Linked DNA regions of Homo sapiens: region 2 is linked to region 1. Evidence: read pairs that join two places in POLR2A ChIA-PET (ENCODE). Cell type or tissue: Caco-2. All regions are shown on one strand.

Evidence for each region. Peaks named below come from ENCODE experiments on the same cell type or tissue, not always from the same donor. Only the 100,000 strongest peaks of a DNase experiment are listed, where the experiment ranks them.
Region 2: POLR2A ChIA-PET joins it to region 1 with 8 read pairs; 4 of 35 experiments call an interaction of 5 or more read pairs at or near these places.

What each region holds. Positions count from the first base shown.
Region 1 is chr11:66,475,724-66,478,223 of GRCh38, forward strand. PELI3 (pellino E3 ubiquitin protein ligase family member 3) reads left to right here. Exons shown (of 8, transcript NM_145065.3): 8 at 1-1,614. The coding sequence ends at 444. The region is part of intron 1 of DPP3-DT (DPP3 divergent transcript); the gene reads right to left. Among named protein-coding and RNA genes, the nearest start is that of DPP3-DT, 3.3 kb to the right of the region's middle. RefSeq lists enhancers at 547-1,367, 2,005-2,500. In Caco-2, no CTCF peak of the experiment used is centred here; DNase peaks (open chromatin) are centred at 948, 1,088, 1,897, 2,388 and 1 weaker place.
Region 2 is chr11:66,798,023-66,800,522 of GRCh38, forward strand. The region is part of intron 4 of TOP6BL (TOP6B like initiator of meiotic double strand breaks); the gene reads left to right. Among named protein-coding and RNA genes, the nearest start is that of RCE1, 44 kb to the right of the region's middle. In Caco-2, no CTCF peak of the experiment used is centred here; no DNase peak of the experiment used is centred here.

The sequences.
Region 1 (2,500 bases):
CAGGAGGCAAATGCAGCGCGGCCCCAGTGCCCCGTGGGCCTCAGCACTCTGGCCTTCCCCAGCCCAGCCCGTGGCCGCACAGCGCCCGACAAACAGCAGCCCTGGGTCTACGTCCGCTGCGGGCACGTCCATGGCTACCACGGCTGGGGCTGCCGGCGGGAGCGGGGCCCCCAGGAGCGCGAATGTCCTCTCTGCCGCCTTGTGGGGCCTTATGTGCCTCTATGGCTTGGCCAGGAGGCCGGCCTCTGCCTGGACCCTGGGCCGCCTAGCCATGCCTTTGCACCTTGCGGCCACGTCTGCTCTGAGAAGACTGCCCGCTACTGGGCCCAGACACCACTGCCCCACGGCACCCATGCTTTCCATGCCGCCTGCCCCTTTTGCGGGGCCTGGCTTACCGGCGAGCATGGCTGCGTCCGCCTCATTTTCCAGGGCCCGCTGGATTAGGCTCCCTGGGGCCCCCTGCTGCTGTGCCCACCTGCCCACCCAGGTCCCCACCTCCTGCAGCCCAGAGGGAGCTCTGCATGTGGGACACTCCCTGCTGGCACAGCCACACCAGATGGACATGTTGGATGGGCTGTGCCCTTCCCCCCAACTGTGGCCCCCCAAGGAGGTCCCCAAGATCTCCACCCCAGTCATGCTGATGGGGCCTTCAGCACCAGCTCTGTCCTGGGTCGATGGAGGAAAGCCCAGCCCCATGGCCTTGCCCTTCCTGGGGCATCCCACATCGTGCCGCCGACACTGTGTGCCCCTGGGGGAGTGAAGGGGCCAGGGGCCTTTGACCCCCAGCTTAGGCTGGCTATGCCCTGAGCCTGCCAACCCAGTTTCAGACACTCATCCTTCATCCTTCCTGCTGCCGCCCTGGGTTCCTCTATAAACCTCGCTGCTCAGCTGCCCCCACAAGTCCCACATGCCCCGCATGCGTGCAATGCCTCCAGCCCCCAAGTGAGTGGTGGGTGGGTGGCAGGCTGGGCCTAGCACTTGCTGATAGCCACTATGGGCTCGACTCTGTGCTAAGTGGTATCTGGGGACACAGAGGCAATCAGACCTGGTTCCCCCCCTGGTGGAGTTCACAGTCTAGTGGAGGACAGACTGTTAACAAATGGCAACACGGCTTCATGCGTGCCAGGATCAGAGTACAAATCAGGCTGTGGCAGGCCTCACTGGTAATGGAAAAGTGAGGGAGGCTTCACGGAGGAGGTGTCATAGGAGCTCAGCCTCAACGGCTGCTCGGAACCCTCCGAGTCCACAAGATGGGAAGCAAGTCCACAAGATGGGAAGCGTGCTCTATACAGAAGGGAGGGCCTGTGCACAGGCTCAGGTGTCAGTAAGCCAGAAATCCAGGGACAGAGTCAGGATGGCTGGAGCATGGACTGCGGGGGGAACAGAGAAGGGGGTGGAGCAAAAGGTTGGGACCATGTGACCAGGGAAGATGCTGGATGGAGGATTCTGAACCTCATTTGTGGACGGTCAGGAGTCAACAAAGGGAGGAGAGAGGACTCACTGGTCAAGAGTGTCGGCTGTGACACAAGGGCCATCATCCCTGAATGCCCACCATGTGCCCCGCACTGTGCTGATGATGATAATAATAACTACGTCCATTGAGCACTCTCCAGACACCGGGCTCTGCTTCTTGGAGGTTTTGTTATTTAATCCTCATAGTAACCCAAGAAGGGAGGTGTTGCCATTTTTGTCTCTGAGGAGATGAGGGCAGATGCACCAAGTCACACAACTAGAAAGTGGCCAAGCCAGGATTTGAATCCACAGCTGCTCCTCTCCATCACAGTGTTGCTTTCCTTCAACAGAGGTGGGGGTGAACCAAGCAGGGTTTTGGATACTAGATTGGTGGACACCCACCTGCTTCGTGCCCAGCCCTGCGCAGGGCCCCTGCAGTGGGCAAGGCCGGGCCTCTTGCAGCCCATGGTCTGCAGAGGGACCTACCCGTGCTTGTGTTGGAAGCTGGCCCCCACACCTGTGCTGGCCACCTGTACCCCAGGCCAGGATGCAGTGGGCTATTAGCCAGGCTGGAAGTGTTCAGAGGAGTGAGAACCAGGGGCTCTAGAAGGCCCAGGGAGGACCTGGAGCCTGAGCCAAGTCTTGAATGGCAGAGCATCTCCAGAGGCAGAGAGGAGTTGGGAGGGCAGCCCAGGTGAGGGGAACAGCATGGTGTGGCAGGGAACATGCCTGGTGTGGAGGGGGGCAGCAAAAAGGAATGGGGGGTAGGGAAGGTTGCTGGGGCCTGGTGGGCCTTGATTGCCATGGAAGCCAAGCCTGAACTGGATTCCTATTCATCCTGGCCACAGGTGGGCGTGTTGCTGGGGTTGCCCCAGACCATTCCTGCAGGGAGCGAGCCAGGAAGACAGGCAGACGGCTGTTCTGGAGATGAAGAGAAGAAGGCTCTGAGTATAGGCCTGACCTGGGCATCGTCCCCAATAGATGACAGAGCCTAGGGAAGTACAGATTCCAAGGGGAGGGATGGACCTGACCAAGGCCACACAGCTGG
Region 2 (2,500 bases), 320 kb after region 1:
TCATCATCATCCGCATTTTGTAGCTGAGAAAACTATGGTACAGAGAGTAAATAACTTGAAGAGTCAGGATTTGAACTCAGGCAGTCTGGTTCTAGAGTCACTTCTTACCTTATGTTACACAGAAAGAAAAATATAGGTGAATGGAGAGAATAATTAGAACAGTGAGGTACACTGGAGAGGATATAAAAGTCAGATGGAGAAGAGGAAGAAAAAGCAAAGAAAAAAGCATGGAATGTTCCACATATGAAAATAATAGAAATAAAAATGGATAGTTCCTTTAAAAAGGAGGTGAAGGGGCTGGGTGTGGTGGCTCACACCTGTAATCCCAGCACTTTGGGAGGCCGACTTGGGCGGATTGCTTGAGCTCAGGAGTTCCAGACCAGCCTGGGCAAGATGGTGAAACTCTGTCTCTACTAAAAATACAAAAATTAGTCGGGTGTGGTTCCATGCACCTGTGGTCCCATCTACTTGAGGGGCTGAGGCAGGAGAATCGCTTGAACCCAGGAGGTTGAGGCTGCAGTGAACCGTGTTTACACCATTGCACTCCAGCTTAGGTGACAAAGTGACTCTGTCTCAAAAAAAAAAAAAAAAAAAAAAAAGTTAAGGGATAGGGGTTGAGAGAATGGCAAAGAGGCAGGGATGATTTCTGATAATTTGTGACAACCTGGAGCTGTGATATAGGGCTCAATATATTTAAGATTTAGAATTTAAACACAGGCAAGCATTAAGTATGTTTAGGGAAAATACAAGTGATAAAGAATGTATTTTTTGGCCGGGCGTGGTGGCTCACGCTTGTATCCTAGCACTTTGGGAGGCCGAGGTGGGTGGATCACAAGGTCAGGAGATTGAGACCATCCTGGCCAACATAGTGAAACCTTGTCTCTACTAAAAATACAAATATTGGCTGGGCACAGTGGCTCACGCCTGTAATCCCGGCACTTTGGGAGGCCGAGGTGGGCAGATCACCTGAGGTCAGGAGTTCGAGACCAGCCTGGCCAACATGGCGAAACCCCGTCTCTACTAAAAATACAAAAATTAGCCGGGCATGGTGGCGCACGCCTGTAATCCCAGCTACTCAGGAGGCTGAGGCAGGAGAATCACCTGAACCTGGGAAGTGGAGGTTGCAGTGAGCCGAGATTGTGTCATTGCACTCCAGCATGGGTGACAGAGCAAGACTCTGTCTCCAAAAAAAAAAAAAAAAAAAAATACAAATATTAGCTGGGCATGGTGGCGCGTGCCTGTAGTCCCAGCTACTCAGGAGGCTGAGGCAGGAGAACTGATTGAACCTGGGAGGTGGAGGTTGCGGTGAGCTGAGATTTTGCCACTGCACTCCAGGCTGGGAGACAGAGTGAGACTCCATTTCAAAAAAAAAAAAAAGAATGTCTTTTTCCTGGCTGAGCACGGTGGCTCATGCCTGTAATCCCAGCAGAAGTAAAACTTTGGGAAGCCGAGGTGGGTGGATCACTCACTTGGGTGGTCAGGAGTTCAAGACCAGCCTGGCCAACATGGCGAAACCCCATCTCTACTAAAAATACAAATATTAGCTGGGCACAGTGGCGCGTGCCTGTAGTCCCAGCTACTCGGGAGGCTGAGGCAGGAGAATTGCTTGAACCCAGGAGGCGGAGGTTGCAGTGAGCCGAGATTGCGCCATTGCACTCTGCACTCCAGCCTGGGCGACAGACTGAAACTCCGTCTCAAAAAAAAAAAAAGTCTTGTTTCTCTAGGTTCATCCGTGTCACAAATGACAGGATTTCCTTCTTTTTAAAGGCTGACTAGGCTGGGTATGATGGCTCATTCCTATAATCCTAGCACTTTGGGAGGCTGAGGCAGGAGGATCACTTGACCTTGGGAGTTCAAGACCAGCCTGGGCAATATGGTGAAACCCTGTCTCTACAAAAAAATGCAAAAAGTAGCTGGGTGTAGTGGCACATGCCTGTGGTCCCAACTACTCAGGAGGCTGGGGTGGGAGGATCACTTGAGCCTGGGAGACCAAGATCACACCACTGCACTCCAGGCTGGGCAACAGAGCAAGACCCTGTCTCAAAAAAAAAAAAAAACCACAAAAAACTAACTGTATTCCATTGTGTATATACCACATTTTCTTAATCAACAGAAAGACAAATACTGTATGATTTCACTTATATGTGGAATCTGAAAAAGTCAAACTCATAGTAGAGAATAGAATGGTGGTTACCAGAGGCTGGGAGTGGGTTAAGGAAGGAAATAGGGAGTTGTTAGTTAAAGTGTACAAAGTTTCAGTTAGACAGGAGGAATAAGTCTTTAGAATCTTATTTCACAGGGGGGTGACTATAGTCAATAATAATGTATTATATATTTCAAAATAGCTGAGAGTAAATTTCAAATGTCTTACCACAAAAAATGCTAGTAAGTTATGTGATAGATGTTAATCTACTTGATTTAATCATTCCACATTATATACATATATCAAAACACCACATTGTACCCTATGAATGTATACAGTTATAGTTTATCAATTAAA